Linked DNA regions of Mus musculus: region 2 is linked to region 1. The links are chromatin loops, found by intact Hi-C in ENCODE. Cell type or tissue: gastrocnemius. All regions are shown on one strand. Links, peaks and the distances in the headings refer to the core of each region. The heading gives the core; the rest is flanking DNA. Region 1 overlaps Ccdc158 (coiled-coil domain containing 158). Region 2 overlaps Scarb2 (scavenger receptor class B, member 2).

Region 1 (9,312 bases), core at 331-8,330:
TTTCACTCTTCCCTCCCCTGGATCATTTCCCTATCAGCAATAAAACCTGCAGGGACACCCCTTCCCCTTGCAAGACTACAATCACAGATAACAGTAATGAGCTGCCAGGTGAGTTCTGGAACTCAAACCCAGGTCTGCTGCAAGAGCAACAAGTGCTACTGATGGCTGAGCCAAATCTCCAGTTTAAAATAATAGCTTTTATGTTACAATAAATGGAATCAATTTCAAACTACTAGTACACACATACTGAATGATTTCCAGCTGACTCTGGACACTGTTGGCTTGGCTTCGAGCACTGCTGGCTTTCTCCGTAAGTCCTGTTATCTCAACTTCATGTTCACTGATCAGCTGCTCAATCCTAAGCAAGAACAAAGTGACTGTTAGAATATAGGAAGCTCTTCTCACCTATGACTTATCTCAAGTTAATGCTTGCAACACCTTCAGACTTAGTATTTGTTCCAGTTTTACACATGCTACTCTTTCATCTGTTTGAGACAGTGTGGTGGTTTGTTTGCTTGGCCCAGAGAGTGGAACTATTAGGAGGTGTGGCCTTGTTAGAGTAGGTGTGTCACTGTAGGCATGGGCTTTAAGACCCTCATCCTAGCTTCCTGGAAGTCAGTCTTCTCTTAGCTGCCGTTGGAACAAGAAGTGGAACTCTTAGCTCCTCCAGCACCAGATTTTCCAGGACGCTGCCATGCTCCCACCTTGATGATAATGGACTGAACTTCAGAACCTGTAAGTCAGCCCCAATTAAATGTTGTCCTTATAAGAGTTGCGTTGGTCATGGTGTCTGTTCACAGCAGTAAAACCCTAAGACTGACTTTTAATTTTGTAGTCCTAGCTGGCCTCTACCTTCTCAGTGTTGGGATTACAGACATTACTAACATGCCTGGGTTTTAAACTGTTATTATTCTCTCTCTCTCTCTCTCTCTCTCTCTCTCTCTCTCTCTCTCTCTCCCTCCCTCCCTCCCTCCCTCCCTCCCTCCCTCTCTCCCTCTTTCTTCCTTCTCTTTCCTTCCTTCCTTCCTTTCTTTTCTTTCTTTCTTTCTTTCTTTCTTTCTTTCTTTCTTTCTTTCGTTGTTTCTTTTTGAGACAAGATCTCTCTTATTATGTAGCTCTGGTTGTCCTGGAACTTGCTGTGTACACCAAGGTACCCTCAAAATGGCCAAGATCCACCCGGCTCTGTCTCCCGAGTGTTGTGACTAAAGGCATGCATCACCATGCCCGGCATGCTGCTCCTTTAATAACAACACTAGAATCCCAGCTAGGGTTTCAGAATTCTGAATCTGCATTTCAGTAGCAATAAACTAGGAGAACTAAACAAGGCATGGTGGTATGTGACTCTGGTCCTGTACTTGAGAAGGTGAAGCAGGAAGATCATTGGAATCCAGGAATTCATGGCCAGCCTGGGTGACAGAGTGAGATCCTGTTTTGTAAACCTTGAATACTATAAGCAATATGTGTTTGTTACACGATATGAATACTATGTGCTATATCTCCCGGGAGATCTAGAGAAGGATCCCATCAATCAAACACATTATGAATACACGCTTACAACTCTTTGACTAAGTCACAGAGTGTTACGTGCTTCATTTAACCAAGCAGCAGGTAAGTGACAAGTCACTCTTAGATCAACTTAGGCTCTTCTACCCAGGCTCTGTCAGGCCTACCACAGTAAGAATAGTCTCATTCTTGTTATTTGGTCAATTGTTGACAGGTGATTAAGTTGCTTACCCTTGAGCTTGAAAATCTATTTCCATGGCCTACCTTTAGGAGGATTCATCAAGCCTATGCGAGTAATGTTCGACCCACCAATGCCCTCAGCTTCTTCTCACTGGAAATCCCCACTTGTCCTTATTGTGTTGGGAGATGAACTCATTCTCTTCCCCTGTAGCAAAATTTACAGTGCTCCAGGCTTAAATAAAGGCTTCCTTACAGCTTTAACAGGTGTCGGAAGAAAACTAACTAAGTTTGCTACAGGTTATTAAGGCTATTTTTGTTTTCGTTATCTCTGAGTTTATAGACTTTGGAACTACAGGGGAGGCTACAACTAGAATACAGTATCCCCATAAGTTTTTGTTTCAGTCGGACACCTACCGATCTTGATGTTGTTGAAGTAATAGTTCTATTTTGTTCTGTGATTCAGACTTCAGGGTTTCAAGCTGATCCTCTACCTGGTTTTAAAATAGAGATATTAATTTGGGTGTTGGTAATTGTAAAGCTTAGAAAATGCAGTTTCTATGAAAGGAATGCGTTAGGGAGCTATACATAGAAATAATACTAAATGAAGCTCTATGCCTGTATTTTACAGCACTTGCACACTGGCTATACTCCCACTAAGCTGTACAGGTAAAATAGCTAGTTTTCTATCAGGAGGCGGCATTGTGTATTATCCAGAGAACAAGATACGAAGGCTTGGCTTATTTTCAAGGATTTTACAAACTATCTCTCAATGCATTGTAATATAAACCAGTGTTCTCACCACTTACTGGAAATATCCTCCCTTTAAGAAAAGAGATTTCTGTGTCTAATTCTCTTAGGATTTTACTAATAGCTGAGCCCAGGCTGCGGAAGTGCATGGTAGACATGCTGTCGTGTTCACATATTTTCTTGCCTGAGGCTTCTTCAAAGTCAACTAAGATTGATCGGATTTCTTGAAGCACGCCTTCATGACTAAGCATCATTTTTCGTAGCTGCTCTATCTGTGTGCTGCTGTCTTTCAACATATCCTCCTTAAGGCACTTGGCAGCTTCAAGTTCACGAACTGTATTCTGAAGCTGATTTCGTGACTCCTCCTGGGACTGACTCTCCCTTCGTCTAGGAAATGAATGAAAGAAAAGAAATAACATTGATAAAACACAACTTTACTACAAGGAGTAGAAAAAAAAATATACAGAATTTTGCTATAGATCCCAGGATGACCTAGAACTCAATTACGTAACCAGGCTGGCCTTGAACTCATAGCAATCTTCCTACATCAGCCACCCAAATGCTGAGATTACAAGTATTTGGGACTCCACCAGTGTGAGGAATAAAGCCATAAAACAGTGTCTGGGCTGGGCTGTACCTCACTGACAGAACACTTGCCTACCAAGCCCAGAGCCTGGCTCAAGCTCTAGCACTTGTGGAGGAGGAAGAGGAGGAGGAGGAGGAGGAGGAGGAGGAGGAGGAGGAATAATTCAGTAATAAACCCCAACCTGATATCAGCCATGGCATCTCTCTCCATTTGCATTTCTTGAAGTTTTGTTTGCAAATCAATGACTGACTGTCTTAAGTAAAATTTTTGTTTCTCATGTAATTCATTGCTCTGAAAAAAAAAACACACACACACACAAATTAATCTAGCTCTATATAGAGAGATATTAAACCACCAAAATATAGATCCTATAAACAATAATTTCTCAAGGGTTATGTGTTAATTCATTGTTTATATATTATGTATGTGTGTGTGTGTGTGTGTGTGAGAGAGAGAGAGAAACAAATCTGTCTTCCAGCTCAACACAAAAATGGGAAAATGTTTTGTCTCTTAAAACTGGTTGAAATTATGTATCAAGAAAAGTCAAATTTTACCTTTAACTTACTTAAATGTTTGGCAAAAGCCACTACCATCTAAAACTCTAAAGCCGGGAGATGGCTCTGCAGTTCAGAAGACTGGCAGCTGTTGCAGAGGATCAGGGTTTGATTCCCAGCACTCATACTGCAGCTGACAACCACCTATAACTCCAATTCCAGGGAATCTGATGCCCTCTTTCAGACTCTGTGAGTACTGCATGCACACAGTTCATACATACAACCTGCAGACAAACAACTATACATATAAAATGCAAATAAATAAACTTTTAAAACATAAAACTGTGAAGGTGCTTAACTACAGAAAAATTCAGGCATTTCTAAAGCCAGGCACTGAAGCATCTCCCTGCTAACAGCTAGTGGCCAGTGTATAATAACAGCTAGTGGCCAGTGTATAATAACAGCTAGTGGCCAGTGTATAATAACAGCTAGTGGCCAGTGTATAATAACAGCTAGTGGTCACTGTATAATAACATCTAGTGGCCACTGTATAATAACAGCTAGTGGCCTCTGTATAATAACAGCTAGTGGCCACTGTATAACAACAGCTAGTGGCCACTGTATAATAAGTAGCTTTTTTTATTACCTCATTTTTGAGTCTGAATGAAAAACAAAAACCATCGAAAATGAAAAGGTCCTAAAATACAAAAATAGAGACTAAAATTAAGCAAACATAAAAAAAGAGAAAGATTTAAAAGAAACAAAGATAATGTAGGGATTGGAGCATGTGCTTGCAGACTCTATTGCCACACATGAAGATTGCAGTCATAAAGAATGGGATGCTGGGGCAGGGGTGCACACTGGCAGATCTCTGAGTTTGGGGCCATCCTGGTCTACAGAGTAAGCTTTGAGACAGCCATAGAGGAAAAAAGGAAGGAAGGTAAAAAGGAAGGAAGGAGGAAAGGAAGGAAAGGGAAAGAAAAGGAAAAGTTAAGTTGGGGATCCAGGTGGTTGTTGGTGGTGTGTACGCCTTTAATCCCAGACATGGTAGACATGCTGTCGTGTTCACATATTTTCTTGCCTGAGGCTTCTTCAAAGTCAACTAAGATTGATCAGATTTCTTCTGTATTCAGAAACTGATTTCAGGAGTCAGAGGCAGTGTGAATTTGAGGTCAGCCTGGTCTACCGAGTGAGTACAAGGACAGTCAGGTCAGGACTACATAGAGAAATCCTATCTCAAAAACAACCTGAAGACAAACAAACAATTACAAAACAGAAAGACTAGGATGCTAAGGCTGGCCACAGTGGCATATGCCTAAATTCCCAAAGGTTAAGAGGATACAGCAGGGGGAGTTCAAATTTACAGCCAGCCTGGGTTACACAGTGAGACTCTTTAAGGAAGAATAAAGAAGGGGGAGCAAGGAGAGAAAGGGAGGCAGGCAGCATTGCAGATGGAGAGGAGGTGTTTGATAAAGGGCACAGAGAGGAAGAAGGGGGAAGCAACAGCAGTCAGCAGTAGTCTTTGTCTAGTGTACATGAGGCCCTAGGCTGATGCCTGGTGCCATCTATCGGAGGACAGAGATGCTACTGTGTCAAGTGTTGCCAAGTCAAGTCAGAAAAAAAAAAGAAACCAAGTGTCCCAGCCAAGCTTCATATCAACATCTGTCCATCTGCAGGACGACTCTCACAGTAGTCTCTCCTACCACAAGGAAGGGACCATGTCTTTCCCATCTGTGGGAAAGCCCTGCTAATTAAGGTCCAGATAGTCTTCTGAGCTGGGTGAGTAATGGAGGAATCCCTTCTTCTTTTTTATTTATTTATTTATTTATTTTATGTTTTTAGAGCTAGAGCTTTATTGTAGAAAGGCAGGGAGGAGAGAGGATAGAAAGAGAGAGGCCGGCCATGGCCACATGGAGAGAGGGGGAAAGGGAGAGAGAGAGAAAGAGGGCTAGAGAAGAGAGTAAGAAAGGTGAGTGCTTAAAGAGCGAGGAATCCCTTCAATGGCAGCGCTTCCCCTACTCTGCCCTTGTCTGGGGAGTTCAACACCACCCCCACCTCTCTACCTGCAGAATGTGACAGAGCCTTGGTTAAGATTACAGGTCTACTTCCTTTCTTCCTTAAGAACCTGTTCAGCCAGCACCTGAGGTTCCTGAAATGCTTCTCCATGCTAACGCGGCAGCTCGGGATGGAAGCCCTCAGCCTTTGCCCACCCTGTATAGTCTGATCCCCATCCCCAAAATTACATAAGCCTTGAGTTGATCTGCATCCCTGCAGCTAGTCACGGTGCCATCATTCACAGTATGTACTCACAGGGCTTCCAGAACACACACGCACACGCGCACGCACACATGCATCATCATCTCTGTTACTTTTCCTCTCATGGGTCCTTTTTGGCCGAAGATCCCCGAGGAAAAGGAGGGTCACACCCATCTTTACATATCTGGTACATAGGAATATAATAACAGCACTGTTTGGTAAATATTACAAGTATTACTGATTTTACTGGGAACCAGTCAAATGTGACATACTCTACCAGGAGATAATCGGAAATAAATTAGACATAGAAAATAAATTAAGGTTGCCTGCCCCTCCCTCCTTCCCTCCCTCCCTCCTTCCCTCCCTCCCTCCCTCGCATTTGGGAAGACAACTCTTTGGCATCCATCCTCTCCTTTCACCTTGTAGGATACAGGGTTTGAATTCAGGTTGCCAGGCTTGTGCATTAGCACCTCTCCACACTGAGCCATCTTGCCAGCCCAATCATTGTTTCTTCTCTCTACTACTATGTCTGTTTCCTCTGTCTCCGTGTGTCTTGTTGGTGCATTTATCACAAGGTCTCACCACTACTTGCTTACATGACTGGCTCGCCTCCAAAATTATGAACTCCTTTGAGAGAGAGCCCTGGCTTATTTATCTTTGTATGCCATGTATATAATAAAATGGCACATAATTTTTCCCATTTTTAATAAAATTGTAGGCTCATCTACAGTCTTCATCTAGTCTGATGAGGCAGAATAGCATGCTGTTGAACACAGACGATGTACAAACAGTACTGTAGAGAGAGCACCCTCCATGCTACCTGAAGGAAAGGCTTCAGAGAGGGAAATGCTTGAACTGAGCCCTGATAGATGATAAAAATCTTCCAGGAGTCAAGTAGACAGGCATGGCAATCTAGATTTACAAGGTCCACCCAGGATGGGCAAGTGGCTTAGCACTACTGGGGCAGAGGGGACAGACAGAGAATGGGTACTGAGCAAGGCTAGCATGAAGATCTTATATGTGGTAGTAAGAAGTCTGGCTTTTACAAAGTAGCTACTGGAACTTAATGCATAGTTTGAGTCTAGATGAGTTCCTTTTACATTTTTAGCCAATACTTCTGAAATCTATTTAACCATCTGTATGTACATACATGTAAAATCTTCCTTTCTATCACTGTTTGCAAAGAGAAATCAGCTATCATAATAGCAGGACAGCAGGCCTGAACCAATTATTAATAGCAGATGAGTGTCATTAATTATAACATTTTGAAGCATTCAGATTTTACTAAAATTACCTCATGAAACTAAGACATTATTATTACCAAGAAGAAAATGGTATGTAAATGTCTCATTAGCCCAACAGAAAGGAAAGATCAAATGTAGGTTTAGCTGATGGACCCATGACTGATATTTTCTTTCAGGGGGATAAGTTCTATTTCAAGACAGCCGGTGCCAGGGGCTAGAGGAGAATGCAACTCACTTCGTTGAGTCTTCTCTGCAAATCTTTAACTTGATGTGAATATTCTTCCAAAACACGTTCAATATGCTCTTTTCCAGGGTAAGGGGTGGACTTTCTCGGAGAATCAAGTTCCACTTCATATTTAGGAAAAAAGGGCATTTGTGTTAAAGTCCCAGTTGAAGATGTGTTTTCAATTATTGTACCATGAGTAGACGTTACAAAAAACGGGCTTGAAGAACCTAAATATTAGAGAATTTGTTAATTATTCATAAGACAACTGTGAGGCAAACACTATTTTGGGGTTCCTTTAACAAACCCTGAAGGAGCACAGGTCTCATGGGAAAACAGGAAGTGAAAGCACAACTAAGAGCCCCAAGAACACAGGAGAATGCATAGGAGACAGGCTGGGGAAGAGGGTGAGCACGTGACCTCTGTACTGAATTGCCTTCAAGTTTGTAGGAGTAACAACCAAGCAGTCTGGAGAACAGGAGAGACGGGACACTCAAGAGTGGAAGCATCACAGTAAACACCAGTGGGCTTGAGACAGCTGAGATGTTCTGGGAAGAGGAAAGCTGCTGCCACATCCGAGGATGGAAATTTGAACTGTGAAGAGCCTGGGAGTCATTCTTTGAGTGTGGATCTCACTTAGTATGGTATAGTTTTGAAGCTGGGAAGAGACCTGGTCAAGGCAAATATTTCTCTGTGGCATCAGGACCCTGCTGAGGTAGGAGACCATGACTTTTAAGTGACAGACTGGTAAGAGATCCATAGCAAAAATCTCCCAGCAGCTCAACACAAAAATGGAGATATTGGGCTGGTGAGATGGCTCAGCAGGTAAGAGCACCCGACTGCTCTTCCGAAGGTCCTGAGTTCAAATCCCAGCAACCACATGGTGGCTCACAACCATCCCTAACGAGATCTGACTCCCTCTTCTGGTGTGTCTGAAGACAGCTACAGTGTACATATAATAAATAAATAAATCTTTTTAAAAAAGGTTTAAAAATGGAAATATTAGCTAGACTAATAAGCATCTGGGTTTCTGTGAGAATGCAGAATGATAAAGGGGCATGCGGGCACTGGCACACACACAGAAGAGTGGTAGTTTAGGAGTAACAGCAGAGTCTCTAACAGCTGTTGCCAAGCTTTGCAGTAAATCAGGATCACTTGAGAAACGATAAAATAATATAGTTGTACCTCAGCCTCACTCTGGACCTACTGAATCAGAATTTGCAAGTGTGAATCTAAGACATTTCAATGTTTAGAACTGAAAAGGCTAGGGTTGGGCAGTGATGACATGGTTGAGAGCTCCATAGTCATAACAATACAGGAGAGAGCTGAGGTAAGAGACTCATCACAGAAGTCTAACACTTGCTAATAAGATGTGTGCTTAGGGATAAGAAGGGGCTAGAAGGCTCAGTAATTAAAGCACTTGTTATTCTTGCAGAGGATCCAGCTTTGGTTCCCAGAACCCAAGTGGTGGCTCACAACCATCTGTAACTCCAGATCCACCAGATCTGATATCCTCTCCTGACCTCAGAGGGCACCAAGCACACATGGGATGCACAAACATAACTGCAGGCAAAACACTTGTACAAGTAAAGCAAATCTTAAACAAACAAACAAACTTTAGAGGACAAGACGTTGGGCACCTGGGATTTTATTAGGCCACCAGGAGGTCAATGTTAATAGGAATGATGCTATACCTAAAGAGAGATGATCTGACATGAGCTGAGTTAACCAAGAAACTGAAAAAAATGAAGGTATCAGCACAGAAACAATTTAGATAAAAGATAATGGAAACATACTAAATCCAGATATGCTCAGTTACAACGCTAGGAAATCTCTAACTCAAAAACAGAATTATAAACAGCACAGTAGACATTCACAACTAAGTTCTGTGCTTTGCAGTTAAAAACAAAGCATACTAAAAACTAGGAGCTAAGATGGTTATTATGAAGATTGTTGAATTTGCATCCCTCCCGCCCTGTTTTGGCTTTAGAAAAGGTGCATACCTCCTTTGGATGTGATGCCACTTGGTAAAAGATCTTCGTTTTTTGATTCACAAGCTTTTGATTCCATGTGAACTAT
Region 2 (9,312 bases), core at 732-8,731, 200 kb before region 1:
GCCTGAACCACCAGGGCAGGCTCGTATTACATCTTATTGTAGATGTGGATTTAACCTTCCCTTTAGGAGGCTCTGAATGATGCCAGCGTCGCAGAGATCTTACAGACACACAGGGACCTTTGGCCACAAGGTGGCTCCATTGCCCCTGGAGCAAAGTGGCGGCTGGACCTTTAGCAGCAAGGCAAGGCAAAGTTCAGATTCAGATGTGAACTCTTTAAGGTCCTGGGTCCTCCATCAGTGTTAAGCAGCTGTCACTTTAGAGTGGAAGCCTCAGAGGAGGTTTATGTAGATGATAAAGTTCCCTGGAGGGCACACACACAAATCAAAGTCTCTGTGCATATCTATATTTTGTGTTTGTTTTCTGATGGTGCTAGGATTAAATTTCAGAGACTCATTCTAAGCAAGATGAATTCCCTCCCTCCCCATAATATCTATATTTTATTATAAAATAGCTCTTAAATTATTTAGCTCTTACTTTACTATCATAAAATAATAGCTATTAAGTGTATCAGGCTTGCTGTTTCCTTCCACAAACCCTTGATAATGACACGTACCAACAGAGGAATATTTATTGTTCTAATCAAGTCAACGTTAGGATCTCCAACAGATTGGTTTCGTTCAAAAACATATGCCTTATTGGTGACAGCAGATATAGTTGTTCCATTTTCTCCAAACTGAATATTTGCCTTGTTCCGGAGCTCCCTAAACAAACAAACAAACAAACAAACAAAATTATTTGAAAATAGATAAGAGTTTAACAAACAAAGTCATTCCCTCCACTCAGTACTTGTTACATTTTTTCAATATAACATTTCTAATAAAGTACTTATTTACATAGGCTGCTGATGCTAAGCCACAAAAAAACTACAACTTAGAGCCAAGATGATGAAAGGGGACGAGACCCAGGAAAACATCAAAATCTATAGTTTCCACTTTTTTTTCCTTCCAGAATCAGGAGGACATAATAGTCAAACAGGCAAATAGACAAATGAGCTGTTTCCTCAATTATAGCTTGATCCTGAAATGTTTTCAATTCAGCTCCCAGGTTTGATTTGGTTTCAATTTGTATACTGGTGCCTCTGATTCCAACTGTAATTCAGTTGTAAATTTATCTTAAAATTTGAGGCCACAGCTAGGTATAATGGCACATGTTTGTAACCCTAGCACTCCAGTGGCTGAGGCAGGAGGATCACTGACAAGTCTGAGGGCGGGCTGGTCTACATAGTAGCAAGACTGACTCTAAAAGTTTCTTTTAAAAATTTGAGCCTCAATTGGGGGGTTGGGGTGGGAGAGGGATAGAGGGAGGGGGAGGGGGAGTAGAGGGGGAGAGGGGGAGAGGGAGAGGGGTGCAGAGATGAGGAAATGAATTGGGGCCAACACAGTAAGTTTGGAGTTCACTCCTGTTTCTATACATATTTCAGCTTAGTTCAAATAAGTTCCCTAAAATGAGAAACCTCTTAGAAAGAGCTGGATGGAGAGTATAATAGGTAACAGTTGTTGACACTAACAATTCTTTCTAAGTAGCTAGTTGAAAAGGTGCTTTCATTGCTCCTGACACAAAGAAATGATAAGCATCTGGGGTGATAGATAGGAACAAATCATTAAACATCTGCAACCTATAAATTACTGTGTCAATTTAGAGACACAGTGATTTGTAATCTCTCAGAGTGCTTGGGCTGGGTGGGTTTGACGGCTCAGGCCTATGATCCTGGCGCTTGGGAGGCTGAGGGAAGTAGGAGACTGAGTTGATGCTGAGTTTCAGGCTGCAGTGTGAGACTGGGTCTAAAGAAGGGGGTGGGTGTGGCTTAGTAGACAGGCCTACAAAGACTCAATGAAGGTGTGAAATGCAAGATGTATCAAAACACTCAGTCATCGAGATAAAATAATACTCTAATTTGATGGAGCTTTTTATTTTGTTTGAGATAGGATTTGACTCTGTAGCCCACTCTGGCCCCCAACTGGGGACAATGCTCCTGCCTTCGCCTCCCAAGTGCTAAGATATCAGGCATGGACCGTTACAGCTATCTAGAAAATCTTTCATTAGATATGTAGTTAACAAAATGTTGTCTAAGAGTCTGTTGACGCAAACAGGTTAGAAGGCCCCAGGCAGCTGGGCCACGACCACTCCCCCCATAGGCCCTTTGATCTGGGGATTCTGGGGTTTTATTGTTTTTGTTTTGTTTTATTTTGTTTTGTCCAGCCGCCCATCTGTGAAGTTTGCTAACTGTACTTGCTTTAGGCACTCAGTTATAAACTTCTGAGTGACATCCTTTAGACTGTGAAGGAATTGCCATGCAGCCTCCGGTAAGATGACAAACAAGCCAGGGGCAGAAGCCTGAATACCTTGTCTTAACTCCTCTTAAATTCTCTCTAGTTTGGGATTGGTTTTGTCTTTGTTTTTATTTCTTTTTTTTTTTTTAATTTTTGTTTTGTTTTGTTTTTTTCTTTCTTGTCTTTGTTTTTAAACAGGGTCCTCCTAGGTGGTTCTGGCTGGCCTAGAACTCACTATATAGACCAGACTGTCCTCAAACTTTCAGTGACTCTCCTGCCTCTGCCTTCTGAGAACTCGGATTACAGGGATTACAGCTGTGAGCCCCCTGTGTCTCATACTTTGTAGATTTACAATAAGAATAGAAAATAAAGCCAGGCAGTGGTGGCGAACGCCTTTAATCCCAGCACTTGGGAGGCAGAGGCAGGTGGATTTCTGAGTTTGAGGCCAGCCTGGTCTACAGAGTGAGTTCCAGAACTGCCAGGGCTACACAGAGAAACCCTGTCTCAAAAAAACAAAATTATATAAATAAATAAATAAATAAATAAATAATAATCAACAAAGGCACATGTGATAAACAGGCACATGAGAGAACAGAGAAGTCTTTGAATGTTCTATAGGTCTAGGCACCGAGCTGTTATACTGTGTATAACAGTACCCATGAATATCTGACCTGTGCACAGCTTCCTGTAGGTCAGACTTCCTAAAAGGTGACTAACAACGTCAGTGGGGTATAACCAATGAATGCCTGTAATACAGGCCAGATTTAAATAATTATGAGAAAAAAACCTGCAGGTCTTCTAGGAATATACAATGTATCAGGTACAGGTGGCTGTGTTCAAACAGTTTGACCCTCAGAGGTTTTCAGTGACTTGTGTTGTCACTTGATTTCGGGCCCCTTTCTTCTGGTGGCAGCCCGATTTCCTTTCCTCTCTGTCCTGGGCCACTACCTGGGGTTCTGGGGGCCTGAGTGTAGCAGTTCCTATGACTTCTTAATCTGGACCCCCTTGAGGTCCAGCATCCTCCTGGTGCAGCTCATGGGATCTGATGAAGTACACACTCCTTTGACTTAGATCTTTAGCTTATTTTTTAGGTTTGGTTTTTCTGCTTTGAGGCAGGGGCTCACTACCTAAGCCAGGCTGTCCTTGAACCAGCAATCTTGCCTCAGCCTTCTAAGTACTGGGATTCCAGATTTGTCCCACTGCCTGGCTTGGTAGCATGGATCTTTAAACCTGCCCCGCCTCTTACACTGCCCCTTTTATCTCTATTAAACTACTTTACAGTCTTCAAGCAGGCTCTCCCGAGTCCCACTGAGCACAGGTACCTTGCTTGAGATCAAACATCCCTCCTCTAGAAATTATACCCTAGTCGTTGTGAATAAGAAAACAATTTGGGGACCAGACGGGTTTAAAGCCTGGGTCACCTGACCTCATTCATAGTCACAGAAGTTAATTCAAAGTGATTATTAGACGATGAAGGAGTGGAAGTTTCTGAGACACACACTTGCTCAGCCAAAGCTGGCCCCAACACAGAAGGCTCGGATCCCTCAGGTCCTCTCCTGAGTGTCCCCACACTGAGTTCGAGGACAGACCTTCTGCAGGGACCAGTGATAATGATTACGGCGTACCCACAGTAATTGATATCCCACTGAGGAATCAGAACAGGTGGCCCAGGTGGGCACCAATTTGAAAGCAGAGGAAGCTGGTTCAGGGAGCAGCGCCTGCCACTCAGATGGGTCCATTGGCCAATGTGGTCAAGTCTCCTAATGTCAAAATCAGGGTCTTCACAGAGCCTATTTTGCTCATTTGTTTTCTTCCCCCAAGTCTTAGTTCATGAACCTAAAGGCCCGATCACTCCCAAGCCTAAGGCCTGCTCCACTTAAGCTTACGTAGAGAATACTGACTGAGGAGATGACTTTTAAGAACTTCCTTACGGTGTGGAAACCTAAGGGTGAATTGAGGACAGAGATGGCAATCAATTTAGGCCTGTAACCTGACGTGGTTTCTTAATGAAGTTCAACAGTCAAAGCCAAGGTTTTCCCATAGTGTCCCCATTGGGACACTGACTCCGTCAGACTACTCACAGCTGACCTCGTGACTTCCCTCAGCTACTTGGAGTCCTCCACCATCCTAAATCATCATTGACTCCTGGCCTTTACAGAGAGCTGTACATGGGAAATAAACCAGTAAGACATGGCTTCCTCCTCTGCTGAGGGAGAGAAGGAGAGAGGGAGAGAAAGAGAAGAAGAGGGAAGCTTTCCTCTCAAAACAGCATGATCAGCCAAAAATAAAACCCAAACCAAACAAACAAAACCATTTCCCTCCCCCTCTGGCAATGCTCAGACAGACAGACAGACAAGGAGAGGGATTTTTATGACAATACCAGTAAACCTGGTTAGCAGCATACATTCTCATGCACATATACATGAACGAATGCCAGCTACCAGCTGATCAACAGCAGCCAACTAGACACAGTGAAGTTGCTGGGAAACAAGAGACAGACAACAAGAAGTGGTCAGATTACTGTCAGCCACATTAGAGAAGACCTGAGAACTATCTAGAAACACAGACAACCGCTTAAAACAGAAACAAAAGCCATCTTGGGCGTAGACAAGGAATCAAGGGACTGTATTTCCAACTGCCTGGTACAACTGCCCTGTTCTTCAATAGACAATAATAATCTGAGACTATAGTTTAATTTTTAAAAAATATTTATTTATTTATTTTATGTATATGGGTATACTCTGTAGCTTTACTGATGGTTGCTGAGAATGAAGGTTGCTCACTCTGGTCTGCCCCACTTGCTCTGGCCTAAAGATTTATTTATTATTATATCTTACTACACTGTAGCTGTCTTCAGACACATCAGAAGAAGGCATCAGATCTCATTACAGATGGTTGTGAGCCACCATGTGGTTTCTGGGATTTGAACTCAGGACCTTCAGAAGTTCAGTCAGTGCTCCTAACCATTGAGCCATCTCACCAGCCCCATAGTTTAATGCTTAACACTACAGTACATCTAAGCATTTTTAAAAGGGGAAAGGAAAGAAGGAAAGAAAGAAAAAAGGAAGAAAGGAAGGAAGGAAGGAAAAAAGAAAGAGAAAGAGTGAGAGACAGAAACAGAGAGATGGAGACAGAAAAACAGACAGACAGAAACAGAGAGAGAGAGAGAGAGAGAGAGAGAGAGGAGAGAGAGAGAGAGCGCGCCAGGAGTGGGAGCCACACTTGTAGTCCCCGCTCTGGAGGTGCTGAGGCCAGAAGATATCCTTGGCTATTTTGTCAGACTCATCTCAGAAAGAAAGGAAGGGGAGAGCAGGAGGAGAGAAGGGATGGAGAGGGGAGGAAAAAGAGAGTTGGATGAAAATCTTGGTGTGGTGGTATTACATGTAATCTCAGCACCAGGGGGGCTGAAGCAGGAGGATTACTTGAACCTAAGAATCCAGAAGTTTTAGACCAGCTTGGACCACACAGCTTGCATATACCAAAGCTCTGTTTAAAAAGACAACATCAAAACCAAAACAAAGTAAGAAGGAAATGAAAGAAAGAAGCCTGACATGGTGACTTCCCCTGCAGGCTCTGGCTTTGGGAAGTTGAAGTAAGATTGTTGTAACTTTGAGGTCAGCCTGGAAAACACAGTGAATTCCAGGTCAGCCTGGGCTGCAGGGCGAGACTGTCTCTAAAGTAAACAAAAGAAGGAAATGTTTGAGTTATTCCCTGTGAACTACTGAATCCCATAGGAAGGAGGGACACACAGAATGAAAAAGAACAATTTTAATTCACTGGCCACATCAACAGCTGTGCTTCCAGCTTTTTTGGTATGCTGGATAAATTGGTTCGTACAATGTGTTAGGTGATGGGGACACCTCTCAGTGCTGTAAGAGCACTTTCCCAGCGTGCACTGGGCTCAATCTTCAACACCAAAAGGAAAGCAAGCAAGCAACACCTCGACCTTTAGTCATTACGTTCATCTCAAAAGGAGTTAGTCATTTGGGTTCACCCATAGCTCTCTATGGAAAATCACCTATCGCCAGGCGGTGGTGGCACATGCCTTTAATCCCAGCACTTGGGAGGCAGAGGCAGGCTGATTACTGAGTTCGAGGCCAGCCTGGTCTACAGAGTGAGTTCCAGGACAGCCAAGGTTACACAGAGAAACCCTGTCTGGAAAACAAAACAAAATACCCCTCCCCAAAAAAAATCACCTATCACCTTGGTGGCTGATATCAGTGACCTCAGATCACTAGATAGGGGTGTACAGTGAGATCTGACTCAGGTTTTTTGCTCAGTCCTATCTACACTAATACTTTGCTGTGGGACTAAAAAGTCACTCGTGGTTTCTTTGGCTTCATCTTTTCTAAGATAAGGCCTTACAATGTTGCCTTGGCTAGCCTGAGACTCACTTTGCAAAACATTCAGCCATCCCTCTGCCTCCGCCTCTCTAGGGGGACTGCAGTGTGAGCCTGCTCCCCGAGGCTTCTGTCTTTGTTTCTCCATCTGTAAAGTGGCGACCACCATGTGCCTATCTCACAGAGATGCTGTGAGAAATAAACCATCCAGTATAAAGCTCCGCTGAAGCCCCCAGCACACACGACACTCAGTCACTACTGTGCGGCATCGCCACCTGTGCCAGGTTCTGGAGACGGGGGATGCTATGTCCTGTCTCCTGTCTTCAGACACACTGGGGCACAGGAGACTGCCATTTAGATACCAGAAGAGATACCATGAACTGTTCTGCGGTAAACGTGTAAGTGCACAGACCTCTTCAACCAGCCAGTCTCATTGTCTTTGGATGGATGCCCAATGGTAAGATGCATGAATCACATGGTGGCTCTATTTTTAGTTTTTTAAAAGAAACTTTCATATATTTTCCATAATGCCATTAATTTACATTCCCCAAAACAGTATGAACATGAGAGTGAGGTTTTCTTTCTTTTCTTTTCTTCTTCTTCTTCTTCTTCTTTTTTTTTTTTTTTTTTTTAAAAAAAAGCTAAAATATGGTAAAAGAGGGACTACAGAGATGGCTCAGTGTTAGATCTAGTTTGGTTCCTGCATCTATGTCATGTGACTCACAACTATCTGTGTCTCTGACACTGGGGCATTTGATGCCCTCTTCTAGCCTCTGCCTGCACTTACATAGACACACACACACACATCAAAATAAATTTTAAAAATAAGAAAAGTTAGGAGGGCTGTGGAGACAGCTCCATCAGGAAAGTGCTTGCCTTGCAAGCATGAAGACCTTAGTTCAATTTCCTGAGCCCACATAAGCAGGCAGGTAGGCCGCGGTGGCGCACATTTATAACCCCAGGGCTGGGACGCTCTGGGCTCACTGACTAGGAAGCCTTGCCTAATTAGTGGGTTCTATCTAGGCTAAGTGAGAGAGCCGCCCTCAAAAAGAACAAACCCCGCGTAAGGTTTAGCACGCACATTTTTCTTACTGCTGTCAAAGCAGTCATCCATGGAAAGAAGCAATGTGAAGGAAAATCTGAGGAACACAAAACAAGGGACAGGGCTTCTTAGGAGGATATGGTAAATTTAATAAATACGTAACGAAAGCATGAAGATCAACTGAACAGGCCGTAGACAAATCAGTTCTGATTCCTGAAATAGTGAGTAATAGAATAAAAACAGTAAGTCTGCCAAGGCTCTCATAAATCTATAGAAGTCTCAATCAAAGGCTTCACTGAGCAGAAGGCTCCTGGGGCAAGTTGGTTCTGGCCACTCAACCTCGGGCTTCCAAAAACTCAGATGCGCACTGGACCGGTCAGACTGGTTCTTCATACATGGACCTGCCTTGTCTCCCAGGAACATCCAAACTCTATATACAACACTGCTAGCTCTTGGGGCAACGAACCCACTGAAAACTGTCAGATGAGCCAGGCCTCGACTTCCCAGAAGCCTTCCTTCCTCTATTCTCCATCTATTCCCTCCACAATGAACAGTGGCAGTGTCACCATGTCCTCCTTCACTGCACCCCAGGTGGCCTGGCACACCGTGGCTAAGAGTCAGCTGACTTGGCTGGGAGTACCAGTTCACGCCTTTAATCCTAGCACTTGGGAGACAGAAGCAGACAGATCTCTGTGTGTTAGAGGCCAGCCTGGTCTACACCACGAACAGACCAGTAGGAGCTCACTGAACTGCCAAACACTGCTACGGGTACTACGGTATGTTCGGCGTCAGCCCCCAGAATAGCACAATCAAGTCGCAAGTGGCACCGGACCCACTTGAAGATGTCAGAAAGCAGACACAGGCAAAACAGGCTCCACCAAGAAGTTTGATGGCTCCCTGTAAGGTTAGGTTTATCTACAAACCCAGATCTCAGGGCGCCCAGCCAACCTGCATTTGTGGCGTCTATAACAGCCATCCATTCACAGAGCCTGGTCCTTCTCCAATCTATTCTTGGCTTTCCCTGACTGAGTCCTGCCATTCCAGCTGAGCTACTCACTAATCAGTTCCTCTACTTATATCCTATCGGTTCTAAACCACAGTTGGGACCATGTCACTCACTTCTTCTAATCGTGCTAACAGGTGCTGGATGCTCAAGATGAAAGGACCTCCCTGTGCACCCCACCCCACCGCTCTGGGTCCACACTGGCCTTCCAGTATATCAAGAAGTCAGATATCAGTATATCAAGAAGTCCATCTATAAGATGGAACACAGGGCCCCCAGTGGAGAAGCTAGAGAAAGCACCCAAGGAGCTGAAGGGGTCTGCAACCCTATAGGTGGAACAACAATATGAACTAACCAGTACCCCCAGAGATCGTATCTCTAGCTGCATTTGTAGCAGAAGATGGCCTACTCGGCCATCACTGGGAAGAGAGGCCCTTGGAATTGCAAACTTTGTATACCCCAGTACCTGGGGAATGCCAGGGCCAAGAAGTGGGAGTGAGTGGGTAGGGGAGCAGGGCGGAGGGAGGGTATAGGGAATTTTCGAGATAGCATTTGAAATGTATATAAAGAAAATATCTAATAAAAAAAGAAGTCAGATATGTACAGCCACTTTGTGTGTGTGTGGGGGGGTGTTTTCACATGTGTGTGTGTTTTAT

The links. Peaks named below come from ENCODE experiments on the same cell type or tissue, not always from the same donor. Only the 100,000 strongest peaks of a DNase experiment are listed, where the experiment ranks them.
Region 2: it touches region 1 in a loop (10-fold over the local background); 29 of 42 quality-filtered maps call a loop at or near these places.

What each region holds. Positions count from the first base shown.
Region 1 is chr5:92,659,436-92,668,747 of GRCm38, forward strand. Ccdc158 (coiled-coil domain containing 158) reads right to left here. Exons shown (of 25, transcript NM_001360018.1): 3 at 9,237-9,312; 4 at 7,246-7,463; 5 at 3,198-3,307; 6 at 2,490-2,817; 7 at 2,098-2,174; 8 at 248-358. The coding sequence starts at 9,303. Among named protein-coding and RNA genes, the nearest start is that of Ccdc158, 11 kb to the right of the region's middle. In gastrocnemius, for the core only: a CTCF peak has its summit at 5,070; no DNase peak of the experiment used is centred there.
Region 2 is chr5:92,461,383-92,470,694 of GRCm38, forward strand. It overlaps Scarb2 (scavenger receptor class B, member 2), which reads right to left. Exons shown (of 12, transcript NM_007644.4): 3 at 555-702. Among named protein-coding and RNA genes, the nearest start is that of Mir6415, 7.5 kb to the left of the region's middle. In gastrocnemius, for the core only: no CTCF peak of the experiment used is centred there; DNase peaks (open chromatin) are centred at 8,253 and 8,599; H3K27ac peaks cover 4,886 bases.